Regions from separate parts of the Homo sapiens genome. Here region 1 is linked to region 2. Evidence: read pairs that join two places in POLR2A ChIA-PET (ENCODE). Cell type or tissue: HepG2. All regions are shown on one strand. Links, peaks and the distances in the headings refer to the core of each region. The heading gives the core; the rest is flanking DNA. Region 1 holds the start of KRABD5 (KRAB domain containing 5). Region 2 overlaps PRSS36 (serine protease 36).

What was found. Peaks named below come from ENCODE experiments on the same cell type or tissue, not always from the same donor. Only the 100,000 strongest peaks of a DNase experiment are listed, where the experiment ranks them.
Region 1: POLR2A ChIA-PET joins it to region 2 with 12 read pairs; 2 of 35 experiments call an interaction of 5 or more read pairs at or near these places.

What each region holds. Positions count from the first base shown.
Region 1 is chr16:31,709,761-31,717,042 of GRCh38, forward strand. KRABD5 (KRAB domain containing 5) reads left to right here and starts at 3,484. Exons shown (of 5, transcript NM_001130913.2): 1 at 3,484-3,675. The coding sequence starts at 3,673. RefSeq lists enhancers at 3,651-3,770, 4,895-4,944 and a silencer at 3,861-3,920. In HepG2, for the core only: a CTCF peak has its summit at 4,928 (motif pointing left); a DNase peak (open chromatin) is centred at 3,451; H3K4me3 peaks cover 1,695 bases.
Region 2 is chr16:31,138,776-31,146,057 of GRCh38, forward strand. It overlaps PRSS36 (serine protease 36), which reads right to left. Exons shown (of 15, transcript NM_173502.5): 6 at 7,014-7,180; 7 at 4,813-5,062; 8 at 4,567-4,696; 9 at 3,962-4,218; 10 at 3,706-3,869; 11 at 2,948-3,185; 12 at 2,694-2,835; 13 at 1,717-1,982; 14 at 1,519-1,640; 15 at 151-641. The coding sequence ends at 363. Among named protein-coding and RNA genes, the nearest start is that of PRSS8, 6.7 kb to the left of the region's middle. RefSeq lists enhancers at 1-394, 395-1,087, 1,369-1,904, 1,905-2,438, 4,170-4,249 and silencers at 3,370-3,659, 3,710-4,119. In HepG2, for the core only: a CTCF peak has its summit at 3,787 (motif pointing left); a DNase peak (open chromatin) is centred at 3,696; H3K4me3 peaks cover 1,522 bases.

The sequences.
Region 1 (7,282 bases), core at 2,449-4,948, 570 kb after region 2:
TTACTTCATTTAACAACGTATCTTGGTGATCTTCCATTTCAGTTCCTAGGTAGTGGCTTTATTCCTTCCTAGGCTGCCTGTGGTTCCAGTGCAAAATGTGCCTTAGGAGCAGGCCCTGAGGACTCCCGCGGTGCTGTCACAAGCAGTGCTGCCTTTGGGAGCCCCTAACCTCCTGCTTTTTCTCTCCTCAGTGTGGGAAAGGGGTTTGGTCAGCCAGGGGTGTCAGCAGCCCTGTCCCACACCCATTGTCTACACCTAATCTGGTGGCAGGGAGGCCACAGAGTGCAGTGATTGGAACTGGGTGAGAGGGTTAGAGGCAACTGGGCCCTAGGCCGAGTCAAGTGCATGGAATCCTGACTGTCAGCAATTAGGGATCTTTCTGCTTTTGGGAGGGAAGTACTTGTTCCACGCGTCTCACTGAATATGGCACGGAACCTGATCTGTCCCAAGTGGGAGTTTAACCAAGCTAGCGGGGGCCCAGGGCCCTGGCCCAGTCTGACACCTACCTCCTCTCCCACCTTCTACTCACCCAGAAGACTAGGAGAATCTGAAAGCAGAGGTGGTGCAGCGTCACTAGCTCCAGGAATCCAGAAAAACAGGGATAGGGCATTCTGGGAGGTTGAAGTGGGTGGATCACTTGAGCTCAAGAGTTGGAGATCAGTCTAGGAAACACGATGAAACCCCATCTACACAAAGCAAAAATTAGCTTGGCGTGGTGGCGCGACCTGTAGTCCCAGCTACTCAGCAGGCTGAGGTGGAGGATCGCTTGAGCCTGAGAGGTCCAGGCTGCAGTGAGCCATGATTGTGCCACTGCACTCCAGCCTGGGTGATAGAGTGAGACCCTGTCTCAAAAAAACAAAACCAAAAAAACAGAGCTAGGGCTGGGGACCCCTATGGCCACTGAATCTGAGCCCCTGGGGGCAGAGGAACTGAGCTCCCAGCCCTGTGGCTGCCAAGGATCCTTTTTCCTTGAGCTTGCAGGGATTGAGAGAGAGAGAGTCAGCGGCCCTGATGTTAGCGATGCAGACTCCAGGAGAAGGGGGCATGCTCGCAGTTTAGAGGAAGTGAGCCCCTCTTCCACGTTCCACTCCCACCATCCTCCTGGGACCCCAGCCTGCATGCCCCCCAAAAGATGCTTTTGCACTGATTCAACAAAGCCTAAAGATGCAAAGGCCTAATTGAAGACCTGTGAATGGCATGTACGGTCCTCAGTTCCCAGCTGAGGGGCCACTCGGGCTCCCCATATTCCCCTCAGCCTCTCCATCTTCCAACAGGGGTGTGGAGTGCATCCATGGCCATGAGTATTGATCTGTCCCAGCCTGTGCATTGCTCCGAGGCAGTTCTGAGTGGATGATGTACAGATGGGATTCCTCAGCTCATTTGCGTGGTTGACGTTATGGCTGCTGGTTTTACTGCCACAACTCCCAGGCCCAACCTGGCTTAATGTCTAAGTTTTAAGCCAAAAAAGATGGGGAGCAGAGCTTTGTGGCAGGGCTGGGGGTTGGGGTCCACTTTAGTTTTGTGGCAGGATGAAGGCTGCAGTGGTTTTATTAATCATGATTGGCCTGGCCGTAGCTCCAGGCTGAGAGGGACAGGTTTGTCAGTGGTGGTCCCCCAGATGTCCCTGTGCCCAGCCCTGGCCTGTCTGCCCTCAGGCCCAGCAGGAGGCGCTACCACAGGCTCTGACTGGCGTCCCTACTCCCTGTACCCCAGATGGACAGAACCTTCGGGTCTACAGTCGGAATATATCATTCTCCCCATTTTAACCTGAGCTGCCTGACACACGGAGGGTGTGCTGGGTAAGGGGCCTAGGGAGCCAGGGTTGAATCATGGATCCTGGGGAAAGGTTGCAGACACAGGAAGGGTTGTCACCTCTCTGTGGAGCCCTGCTGCTTACCACACAGCACCTTCTGCAGAGACTAGCTCTGAGGGTGGCAGGGGACCCCACAGGCCATGGCCACTCCCTCTCTGCACCTGTCCGTGCCTGCTGTGGAAGCCTGGACTGGGGGAGGAGATTGCTACCCTGTGAGCCTGAGGGAGCCACGTCCAGCTGTGACCTCTACCTGGGGCTTTACAGAGAGTTGTTTATGGGTAACAGACACCTTGTTTCAGAGGGAATGGGCATGAGCTGGCAAGTGAAGCACCCCCACAGCTTATCAGGAACTTTTTCTCATTTTTAAACCATCATGTCTTCATTTCACATTGGAATAAAGTGAGGTTTTGGAACCTGCTGCCCCAGTCTCTGGATTGTGAGGGCTGTTGTCAAACAGGTTACTAGGAGAGGAATATGTATAAATTAGCTCAAATTCAAGGTTATGCTTGTAATGTCACCTGAGTGGGAAGTAAGAGGGTGGAGTCACAGGCACTCAGCTGGGATTTACCTGGCCTCGTCACTAGACTAATGGGATTGTGGCACAGGTGAACATCCCGTCATTGGAGAAGAAAGGCTGGATTGAAGGCCAGGTGGGGGAGGGGTGCTAGGCTGTGGGGTCAGGCCCTGGGCATGCTGGACCTGTTAGGTCACTGAACATCTGACTGGGCACCTGCCCAGATTTGTCCCTTCAGTTGAGGTGGGATTGGCAGCACTCCCCAGAAGGCGTGCAGTGCCGGGAGAGTGGAGGAGGGTCTGACGTTTGCTATCCTGTGGTAGGTTTTAGAGCTAACTAGATGCTTGTGGAGAGCTAATGACATGGGAAGAAGGCAGCCCACCTTGATGGACCGGAGGGTTAGAGCCTGCGATGTGAGAAGCGGGTGTGTGGAGGTGGCCTGTCTACAAGAGGGCAAGTTTAAGGCCCATTGCAGTGGCACTATCTCAGCTCACTGCAGCTGGTGGCTGCCAGGCCATCCCTCTCCAGAGCAGGGAGGCCCTCAGCCTTATGTATAATTGAATGCCTTTTGGGATGCTTGGATAGTCCTTTATGTCTTGGAAATTCAGAAAAGAAAAAAAAAATTACAATCCTCCTGTCTGTTAGTTTCCCTGAGCCAACTGGATAAAAGATGTCCCTGACCCCAAGATTTTAAGTGACACCCAAGGGAAGCCACCGTTACCTTGGCTGTTGAAGCCTCCTGCATGCTCCCCAAAAACCCCAGCAGTTTCCTCTGCAGTCCCACAGTTATGTCCTGAGCAGTGGGGTACCGTGTGATGAGAGGTGCTAAGGATGGGATGAGGGTCTTTCCTGTGTTATTAGAACGGTTAAAAAGTTGTTTTAAAGGTGCCCAAATGCCCTCCTTCTTAAACTTAATTAGCTAATAAGATGCCTTATACAAGCAAAACCAGGTACGGGAAAGCAAGTGCATTTCAAGTCCAAGCTCACCCCTTAAATTAGCTGTAATACCCTCAGCAGGTGGCCCCACCTCAATGAGCCTGTCTCCCATTCAAAAAGCAGAACGAGTGAGAGGGCGGGGCCTGGAGCTTTACCCAATCAGTGGCGTCGGAGTGGAAATCCTCCAATCGGGAGTAGCCGGAGAGCAGGGGCGGCTTCCGGGATTTGGCGGTGGCCTTTGTTGGCTGCAGTAAGAGCTCAGTCTCTTCACCAGGGGCTCCCAGTCCTTCCATCTGGGAGGCCAAGGCGGCTTCGCGTTCTGAGAATAGACAGAACCTCTGTTACTCTGTGACCGGCAGGCACCGGGAGATCCGTAGCTCAGACGCCAGGACATCCCGGAAGCTGGGAAATGGTGAATGTGCCAGGTCGGGGGTCCCCAGAAGAGGGAGAGGGGCGGTCGGAAGCGGCGGGAACCCTCTTTGAGGTTAGCTTCGGGGTCTGGGCCCTGAGTCCCCGCGGACGCAACTCGGCCCTTGGTCCCCTCCGCCGCAAGATGGCGGCCGGGCCGGCAGCCGGGACCCCGCGCGTCCGGTCCCCTCCCGACCCCGCAGAGCGACCTCTGCCATGGCCGGAGCCGTCTTTGGGTCGCCGCAGCCCGGCGTCTCCCGAGATTGTGCGGTGAGAACGTGAGGGTCTTAGGGGAAATCCCGGGTCGGCGTGTGATTCGTGTGTGGGAAGATACTGTGCCCCGTGGTGTCCCAGTCTCCTTTTTCCTCTTACAAATTAAGGGGAGTCACCCTTAAAGCGTTAAAGGGTTGATTTAGGTAAACAGCGATTGGTGAAATGGGAAGCCTGCCGCCGTGGTTTGTGGTTTAGGGTCCTCTGGAGCAGCGATTTCAAAATCCCAGGGCTCAGCTTAGGAATGCTGCTGGGGAAAAGAAATAGGGACAATCTCTCTTCCACTTTGGCTGTAGAAAACGAATACATTTCCACAGAAAGTGTGCTAGATTAATTGGTCAATTACAAACATTCATTAAAATATCAGGTCCTCTCTTTTGCAGTGGAGGATTTGTGACAGTGGATATCTGTGTTCCATATTCTACTGCTATCTGGATGTCCGACTTTAATGCCAAATGTTATGAGACAGGACTTGGCACCTCCTAGAAGTGTTCACATATACTAAATGATCTGCTATTATGGAAATAATTAAATGACATGTTTCTTGCTCGAAAGAGGTATTTTGGCCTTACCTGTTGAAGTATAAAGTGTAAGTGCCTTACAGTTTCCTTCCTTTCTATAAAAACTGTTTTGAGTGATTTTGCTATTTTCCTGAAACCTGTTAGGTCACTGAACATCTGACTGGCTGGGCACCTGCTCCTGTCCCTTCAGTTGAGGTAGGATTGGCAGCACTCCCCAGAAGGCGTGCAGTGCCAGGAGAGTGGAGGAAGGTCTGACGTTTGCTATCCTGGGGTAGGTTTTAGAGCTCGCTAGATGCTTGTGGAGAGCTGATGAGATGGGAAGAAGGCACCCCACCTCGATGGACCTGAAAGAGAGAGCCTGCGAATTGAGAAGCGGGTGTGTGGAATAACCCTGACTAGGCATAGAAGACCTCAGTCTTATTTGAGCCTGCAAAAGGAGGTCATTGAAGGCCCAGTTAGTTCTTCCTGGGGAGCGCCCCCTTCAGGTGTCCCTGAGGTTCACAGCAGCCATGGAGGGAGCCCTTTGTTACTGGGAGAAGCTGCAGAGTTCTGGAAAGCAGGGGATTCACAGGCGGATGTGGTCGAGGTTGGGCTGGAAGGGAGATTGGGAAGCTCTTTCTGAGGGTGGAATTGTTAGTGTCCTGGGGCTGTTTCTTGACTTGGTCAAATAAAACATCTGGATATAGGTAAGAAGTGCCTTAATTGTAAAGGAGTATTGCAAGAGGAGGAAAGCACCAACTGTAAGATATTTGTGGATCTCACAGTTGAAGCAGAAAAGGCCTTTCTTTCATAGGGAGGAGCAAACATGATTCAAGGTGGGAGGGGAAGGGCACGACTCCTGGACTAAATCAGATCCCTGATCAGAGAATGTTTCACCCTGAAGTCAGCCTGTTCTTAGGAGGGGCATAAAGAGGGGTTGAATGTTGACTCAGGCTGTGGGTGGGACAAACCTCAGGCACCTTGGAGAAGGGGAGAAATTTAAGCAACTTTGGTTAACACATATTTTGTTTTGACCATCGAAGATAAAACTCTTTATTTAATTGCTTATGAGGGGGAAAAAAAGGAAATAGGAGAGTTTGTGGCTTTGTGATACCTAAAACAGGGAGCATCATCTAAGTCATAACAGGAAGAAGATTCTTTGCAGTAAGCTGCTCTTGAAGAACAAAAAGGAAGGGGGATTTCTTTCATCACAGCTGCTTCCCAGGGTTAACTACCTACTCCATCTTTTCCCCACTCCTTTCTCTTGCCCTACACATCTCTTCCATTAGGCTGAGTTGTATCTTTTATAATAAACTGGTCAATGCAATTACAGTCTTTGCTGAGTTCTGTGAATCCTTGTATAAAATTAATGAACTTGAGTAGGGTATTATGGGAGGCCCTAACTTACAGGCAGTAGCTCAGAAGTATAGATGGCCCCTGGGGAATTGTGACTGGCATCTGTAGAGGGGCAGTGTTGTGGCACTGAACTCTGAACTTGTGGGGTCTGTGCTGCCTCTGGGTGCTGTCAGAATTGAGTTGTTGGACAACCAGTTGGTGTTGGAGAATTGGCTGGTGTTCAGCAAACTCCACACAGTGTCATAAAAAAGATAGCACAGGGACCTGGGCTGGAGAGAGACTCTGGGTGTCTCCAGGAAGGGAGGCTGTATTCCCCTGCACACAGACTGTCACCCTACACATTGTCCTGTGATTCCACGTCTCCTCCCAGGGTGAGAAGCGACTGAGGACAGAAAGGGAAGAAGTTCTGAGAACAGACCCCTGCCCCCACTGTGCTGCCACCACATAATTCCCACCCACTCTGAACACACCCACTAGGCACTGGCGTCGCCATGCCCCTTTCAGGACAAGACATGACCCTCAGGAATTGTGCCCATAGCACCTTTGCTCCTAGAGTTTCCTGCCAAAATTCCCATACAGGTGCCTAGAGGACTCCTGGCTTATCCTTGCCCCCAGACCCTGAAACTGCAGCAGCAACCCAGTCCCTCCATCAACCTAGGCTTGTGGACCACCCAGTCATAGTCTCATCTGCCTGCATGGACACAGGAGTAAGTCAGAGCATAGCCTTGCCTGGGCCAGTATCTGTAGCACAAACCAGTCCTTCCACCAGTTCTGCACTGCCCCCCATGTGAGAGTTCTTAGTAGCACCTTCCCTTCTGCCTTTTAACTTCCCCACAAACCCTGACAGGGTCTCTCACTGTGTCGCCCAGGCTGGAGTGCAGTGGCATGATCATGCAGTCTTGACGTCCCTGGGCTCAGGTGATCCTCCCACCTCAGCCTCCCCAATCACTGGGACTGGAGGCATGTGCCCCCCACACCTGGCTAATTTTTGCAATTTTTGTAGAGACAGGGAGGGTCTCAATATGTTGCCCAGGCTCATCACGAACTCCTGGGCTCAAGTGATCCACCTGCCTCTGCCTCCCAAAGTGCTGGGATTACAGGCGTGAGCCACCATGCCTGGCCCACAAACCCCTTTTTATGTGCATGCGGTGTGTCCAAGGCAAATCCTCAGGTGCCTGAATCTAGCGCCTGCTGGAATTCAGATGTCCATTAATTCAAGATTATGGCCCTAGATCTCCCAGTTGTGAGAACAAATACAAATTAAAAATATGAGACTTAACTCTTCTTGAAAATAAGGGAAGACATATTTCTCTCCTTCTTTTTCTTGAATCATTTACTTTAGAGAATTTTTGTATGTAAGTTTTTTTCTGCCTTTTGGAAATATGTCTAAATCATTGTAACAGCTAAACAGATCTTTTGTCTTTTGTCAGTCAGTCTTTGTTTTTTTTTTTTTTTTTTTTTTTGAGTCTTGCTGTGTTGCCCAGG
Region 2 (7,282 bases), core at 2,253-4,752:
TATCAGGGTACATTTCCTGAGAGCCCAAGGCCTGACTCAGAGGCCGGAGGAGGGAGGAGGGAGGGGACCTCCCCCTTGGGCTTCCCGCTTAGCCTCTGATGCCCAGCCCCTCAGCCTGCCCACGGCGATGCCACAAGGCCACACAGGTACCTGTGTTTACACCTTTATTGTCCGCTCCTCCCACCACCCCCAAGGATTCCTGGGTTCAAAATAGCCCGGGCACTGAGGCCCAATTAGCCAGAGCCGCTGCAATCTCGGTGGGTGGGGCCCTTGAGGTTCCAGCCGGCTGGGCCACATTCCAGCCCCACTGGGCGGGAAGTAGAGGGTGGAGAAGGGGGAAGTGGTGCTGGGACCCTAGCCCCTCAGCTCTGGATCAGGAGAGTCAGCAGGAGCAGGAAGTAGACTGCATGCGGGGATCCCGAGGCCTTGGCCAGTTCTGGGGGGCAGAGATTGCTGCCTCCAGTGGGCCAGTGTGGGGAGCCACTGGGGGGCAGGAAGTTGGCCTCTCCCACTGTCTGGGAGATCCAGGCCTCTTCAGGACCAATGGCAGCAAACAGCTCCCGGCTCCCTTGAACAGCCATGCCCACGAGGATCCAGGACCCTTCCGTCATCTGGCACAGGAGGGGCGGTGCTGAGGTCATCTGCAGAGTTGGAGCGAGGCCACGTGGGTCTGCTGCCCTTCCTCTTGGTCCCCTCCCCCTTTCCCCAGGGTCTGGCCACGAAGCACTCTGGTCTGCATCCCTAGACATCCAGGTCCCTGGTTTCTCTCCCGGGTCCAGCTAGGGTCCCATTTGGGGCCAAATACCCAATAATTCCAATCCTGGCCAGGTGCAGTGGCTCACACCTCTAATCCCAACCCTTTGGGAAGCCAAGGTGGGCGGATCATTTGAGGTGAGGAGTTTGAGTCCAGCTTGGCCAACATGGTGAAACCCTGTCTCTACTAAAAATACAAAAATTAACCAGGTGTGGTGGTGCATGCTTGTAATCCCAGCTACTAGGGAGGCTGAGGCAGGAGAATCTCTTGAACCTGGGAGGTGGAGGTTGCAGTGAGCCAAGATCACACCACTGCACTCCAGCCTGGGTACCAGAGCGAGACTCAGTCTCAAAAAAAAAAAAAAAAAAAAAAAAAAATTCCTTGGCCGGGCGCAGTGGCTCACACCTCTAATCCCAGCACTTTGGGAGGCCGAGGCCGGCGGATCACGAGATCAGATCAAGACCATCCTGGCTCACACAGTGAAACCCCGTCTCTACTAAAAATACAAAAAATTAGCCGGGCGTAGTAGCGGGTGCCTGTAGTCCCAGCTACTCGGGAGGCTGAGGCAGGAGAATGGCATGAACCAGGGAGGTGGAGCTTGCAGTGAGCCGAGATCGCGCCACTGCACTCCAGCTGGGGGACAGAGTGAGACTCTGTCTCAAAAAAAAAAAAAAAAAAAAATTCCAATTCTGCTATCTCTCTAGGGTACAGTAGTCCAACACTGCCTCTCCCCTGCCTACTCCAGGACGCCCAGGCCCCTGTACCTCACACCTGTTCTCCTGCCCCTCTGCATACAGGACACAGAGGGTTCCAGGGGGCAGGATGCCCTGATAGAGGCAGTCACAGATTCGTTGTGTCAAGATGGAGACAGCAGCAGCCACAGGGACTGGGGAGAGGAGACAAAGTTGTTCCAGGGCTCTGGCCTCCAGCTACTCCTCGTTCCCGTGACCCAGGGGTCTCACCTCGGTCCTGGGGTTCTTTCCAGCCCAACACCCAGCAGCTGGCCCCCGGGGGGATACCCGCCGGGTGGAGACAGATGGGCAGGGCTGATGGGGAGGGCTCCACCCGGGAGCTCAGCTCCAGGAGGGCCAGGGGGGGCCTGAGTCCCAGGTGCTGGGGCAGCCGGATGCTGATGACCAAGCGGGATACCTGGTGGCCCTGTGGGAGGGAGCTGGCCCCTGCCCGGCCCAGATACACTTCAATGTAAGGCACTGTTGTAGAGCCTGGCCTGTTGGAACAAGGTCCAATGTCACCTTCTGCTCCTCCCATTGCTGGCAAAGTCCTTCCCAGCCCAGGGGAAGGATGACTCTCTGGGGTCATGCCACTCACTCCTTCATCATCCCTCCTTCCAAATCTCCCTTCTAGGTCAAAACATCTCCCAGTGCTGTAAGATTCTTCCCTCATGCCCCACCCCAGACAGAGTCTTGCTCTGTCGCTCCGACTGGAGTGCAGTGGCGCAATCTTGGCTCACTGCAACCTCTGCCCTCCCTGGGTTCAAGCGATTCTCCTGCCTCAGCCTCCCACGTAGCTGGGGTTACAGGCGCCTGCCACCACCCCTGGCTAATTTTTGTATTTTTAGTAGAGGGGTTTCACCATGTTGGCCAGGCTCGTCTTGAACTCCTGACCTCATGATCTGCCCGCCTCGGCCTCCCAAAGTGCTAGGATTACAGGTGTGAACCATTGCGCCCAGCTGTAAGATGCTTAAAGGAGAATATCCCACTATTTTAAGAGTCCTTTGGGTGAGGCACAGTGGCTCATGCCTGTAATCTTAGTACGTTGGCCAAGGCAGGAGGATTGCTTGAGGCTGGCCTGGGCAACACAGCAAGATCTCATTGTTAATTTTTTTTAAACAAACAAACAAACAAATAACAAAAACAAGTCTTTGGCTCTGTTCCATTCTCCCCTCCCGTCTCTCGCCTAGGAGACGAGTGAGACCCACCTGAGGACACAGTGAGTGGCTGCCAGGACCCAGCCTGGGGCCAGGAGGATCCCAGTGCAGACTCGATCACCAGCCACATGCACCTCTGCCAGCCAGGGCCACAGGACCCCCACTGGAGCAGCCTCCAGCCGCAGGCCACAGGCTAGGGAGAGGAGGTGGCCACCTCAGTTGGGGCCCCATGGCTGACCCCTGAGCCCCTGCCATGGGTCTGTGCACTCCCAGGAGCCCCTAGGGCCCAAAAGCGTCCTGCTCACCACCATGCTCTGTGTGTGGGGGACAAGTCTGTGTCTCAGTCTCCTCCCCATCAGGGCCCCAATCCCAGGCTAGCTGGTCCTCCAGGTAGGCTCCCCGAGTCACATGGCTGATCCATGGGCCATGAGTCTGCAGAGGGAAGAAGGCTCGGGGACGTAGACAGCCACTGGGAAAGTCTCTGATTCCAGCCAGAAACCAGGTCCCCTCCTCCTGGCACAAAAGGCTCCAACGCGAGTCATTCTGCAGCAACAAAGTGTGTGTGTTACTTGCCTCTGCGTGTGTGCAGAGAATATCAGAGCTCCTGGGGCTTTCCAGGACTCCAGATTTTCCCATTTGCGGAAGTATCAAGTTCCACCTTCTCCAAATCAGACTCCAAATACTAATTTGTGTAAGAATTCAGCCCTCACTTTAAGATTCTCCTTAAATCCAGAGATAGAGAGAAACCATAGCACCAGCTCAGAGCCCGCCTCAGCTCCCTCCCAAAAGTTCTCTAGGGGCAGGCCCCACCCCCAGCTCGTTCTGGCCCCGCTTCCACCCCGGCTCCGCCCCATTCCCAGTTCCGCAAGCCCCGCCCCTTCCTAGAGCCCACTCGGACCCGCCTTCCCCAGGCCCCGCTCCCTCCCTAGAGCCCACTCGGACCCGCCTTCCGCAGGCCCCGCCCTCTCCCTAGAGCCCACTTGGACTCGCCTTCCACAGGCCCCGCCCTCTTCCTAGAGCCCTCTCGGGCCCGCGTTCCGCGGGCCCCGCCCCCGCCGCTTACCCAGCAGCTGCCCACCTCCTCCTTTTCCTGGTAGGCAGGGCAGAGCGCGTGCGGCGGGTCTCCGGGCAGCGGTACTGCCGCCCCCTGGCGGCCGTACAGGCAGTGGCACCACCAGCCGCCTAACAGCTCCGCCTCCAGCAGCGCGCCTGGGCCAAGCGCGGGTTCTGGAAGGGAAAAGGCAGGGAGCCCGCGCTGCGGCCCAGACGGCCCCTGCACCGCCCGGTGCCGCCCGGCCCAGCGCCGGTCCCCAGCTCACCCCCGCGGCCCCAGCGGGCCAGGCGGCAGCGGCTCCCGGGCAGGAAGTAGTGTTCCGGGTGGGGTAGGCACACGGGCCGCGAAGCCGCGCTCAGGTTCACGGGCGTGCGCAGCTGCAGCAGCGCCAGGTCCGAGGCGTTGTCCCACGAAGCGTTCTCGTGCTGCACCAGGCGCGCCACCCGCTCCGCGCGCGGGCGCGAGGGCAGCAGCACGCGCCAGGCGTCGAGGTCGCGGGGTGGGCTGTCGGAGCTGTTCGGGCTGCGGGATGGGGGCCGAGGGACGTGGGCCGGATCCCGCACACGTGGCTGGAAACCTCACACCCCGGCTTAGACTTGCCAGGCGAGGATCCTGCATCCTGGCGGGATCCCCACGACACCCCCATTCCAACAGCTCACTCACACCCCCGCCTCCGGGATCGAACTTCTATCTACCATGCCTCTACCCACCCCTGCCAGGCCAGGACCCCTCTTTTTGTGCTGGATCCTACACCTCCGAATGGGACCCCGCCCCCCCCACACCCCCTGGGGAGGGGCTGGGGCCGAATGGATGGTATCTCAGGCTGTAGGGAGGGGCAAGGATCGGCTTGAAACGTAGATTTTCACTCACTCCAGAAAGCAGCTGGCAGGTGCCAAGACCCAGCTTTCAGACACCAGCGCCCCATGGCAGGGTCTGGATCCTGGCACCATCACCTGGGCCTCCCAGGGCCAGGCCCCTGGCCGCGGGGCCTTCCCGCACTCTGAGGGGTGAGAGGCCTGGGTCAGTGGGCCTCCTGCAACCCAATCACTCCCAGCAGTCTCCATCCCAACTCACTCTCCCATGTCCCGCTTACATCCAGGGGTGCCGCCCACTCACCAGGCAGGGCAATGGTGCAGTTCTCCTCCCTGGGCTCCTGGGGATCTGACTGGGTCTTCTGGGGCTGGGTGGGAAAGGCAGGCCCAGGCTCTGAACCCATCACCTGCTCCCGTATCCATGCCTCATAGGTAGCCACAGCAGTGAAAACTCCAGGGCGGTTTCTCCGTCCACAGCCAAAGCCAAAGCTGGTGATTCCTGCCTGGAACCAGCGGCCGCCTTCCTCACAGACCAGGGGCCCCCCAGAGTCACCCTAGTGGCAGATGACTGCATGTCAAGGGGTCAGCCCAGGGACCTACTCGAAAAGGTCCTGCACCTCCTTTTGGCCCAACATACACCACCTTCTCCCTTCTCCTAGAAACCCTCCTTGGCTAGGCCTTGTCCTCTGCATTCCCTGCGGCTCTAAACAGAAGAAATCCCTGTAAGCAGAAGGCCGATGGCAGCCAGAGCCAAGAGCACCAGGGGAGTGCATTCAAAGCCACACAAGATAATCCTGCAGTTGTCATTAGAGCCAAGTGATTCTTGTTGTTACTAGCTCAAATAATTCCCCTCCCTCCCTTCCTTCCTTCTTTCCTTCCCTTTCTTTTTCTTTCTTTCTTTTCTTTTTTGAGACGGAATCTCGCTCTGTCTCCCAGGCTGGAGTGCAGTGGTGCAACCTCAGCCCACTGCAACCTCTGCCTCCCGGGTTCAAGTGATTCTCCTGCCTCAGCTTCCCGAGTAGCTGGGACTACAGGTGTACACCACCACAGCCGGCTAATTTTTGTATTTTTGGTAGAGATGGGTTTTTGCCATGTTGGCCAGGCTGGTCTCAAACTCTCGACCTCAAGTGATCCACGTGCCTCGGTCTCCTAAAGTGCTGGGATTACAGGCGTGAGCCATTGTGCCCAGCCAGTTTGTCTCTTTTTTTGGGATGAGGTATCACTATGTTGCTCAGGCTGGTCTCAGACTCCTGGGCTCAAGTGATCCTCCCGCCTCAATTTTTCTGATTAGCTGGGATTACAGGCATGAGTCACTGCTCCTGGCTATGCTGTCTTTGGTTTTTAAATTCACTCGGCCTTGGCTGGGCATGGTGGCTCATGCCTGTAATCCCAGCTACTTGGGAGGGTGAGCCAGGAGAATTGCTTGAACCCGAGAGGTGGAGTTTGCAGTGAGCCAAGATCGTGCCATTGCACTCCAGCCTGGGCAACAAGAGCAAAACTCTGTCTCAATAAATAAATAAATAGCTGGGCATGGTGGCTCACGCCTGTAATCCCAGAACTTTGGGAGGCCGAGGCAGGCGGATCATTTGAGGTCGGGAGTTCGAGACCAGCCTGACTAACATGGAGAAACCCCATCTCTACTAAAAATACAAAATTAGCTGGCCGTGGTGGCACATGCCTGTAATCCCAGCTACTTGGGAGGCTGAAGCAGGACAATCGCTTGAACCCGGGAGGCAGAGGTTGTGGTGAGCTGAGATCGTGCCATTGTACTCTAGCCTGGGCAATAAGAGTGAAACTCCGTCTCGGCCGGGCGCGGTGGCTCACTCCTGTAATCCCAGCACTTTGGGAGGCTGAGGCGGGTGGATCACGAGGTCAGGAGATCGAGACAATCCTGGCTAACCTGGTGAAATCCCGTGTCTACTAAAAATACAAAAAAAAAATTAGCTGGGCGTCGTGGCGGGCATCTGTGGTCCTAGCTACTCGGGAGGCTGAGGCAGGAGAATTGCGTGAACCCGGGAGGCGGAGGTTGCAGTGAGCTGAGATCATGCTACTGCACTCCAGCCTGGGCGACTGAGCAAGACTCCGTCTCAAAAAAAAAAAAAAAAAAAAAGGAACTCCGTCTCAAAAAATAAATTAAATAAATAAATAAATAAATACATAAATAAATTCACTTGGCCAGGCGCAAGTGAATGCAAAATTAGCAGTCTGTGGTGGTGCATGCCTGTAATCTCAGCTACTTGGGGGGCTGAAGCACAAGAGTCGCTTGAGCGGTGGGGGTGGAGCAGGGGGAGGTTGCAGTAAGCCGAGATTGCGCCACTGCAGTCCAGCCTGGACGACAAAGTGAGGCTCTGTCTCAAAATACACAAACAAAAAACTTCACGTCAACCCCATCCCTTGGCAATCTTGCCCTCCTTTTGCAGATGAGGCTTGGAGAGATGTCCTTTATCTATTTGTCACTGGTTAGGACTCTGGCCCTGCCAGGCAGGTGCCGGGGCCTTCCCTCACCTGGCAGGTGTCCCTGCGGCCCTCTGGGTAGCCAGCACACAGCATCCCTGGCAATATCTGGAGAGTGAGGTTGAAGGGACCGGGCTGGCTGTAGAGACATTGACAGGTGGCCTCGCCCAGCAGCCTTAGCTCCACTTCCTGTAGCACCCAGGGGAGAGGCAGAGGATCTGGAGGCAGAACCAGAGAGCAGGTGCTGTGAGGCAGGTATGGCATCCCCAGTTCCCAGGGTTCAGGTTTGCCTCCTGCGGCTGCTTCTTGGACATCAGCTA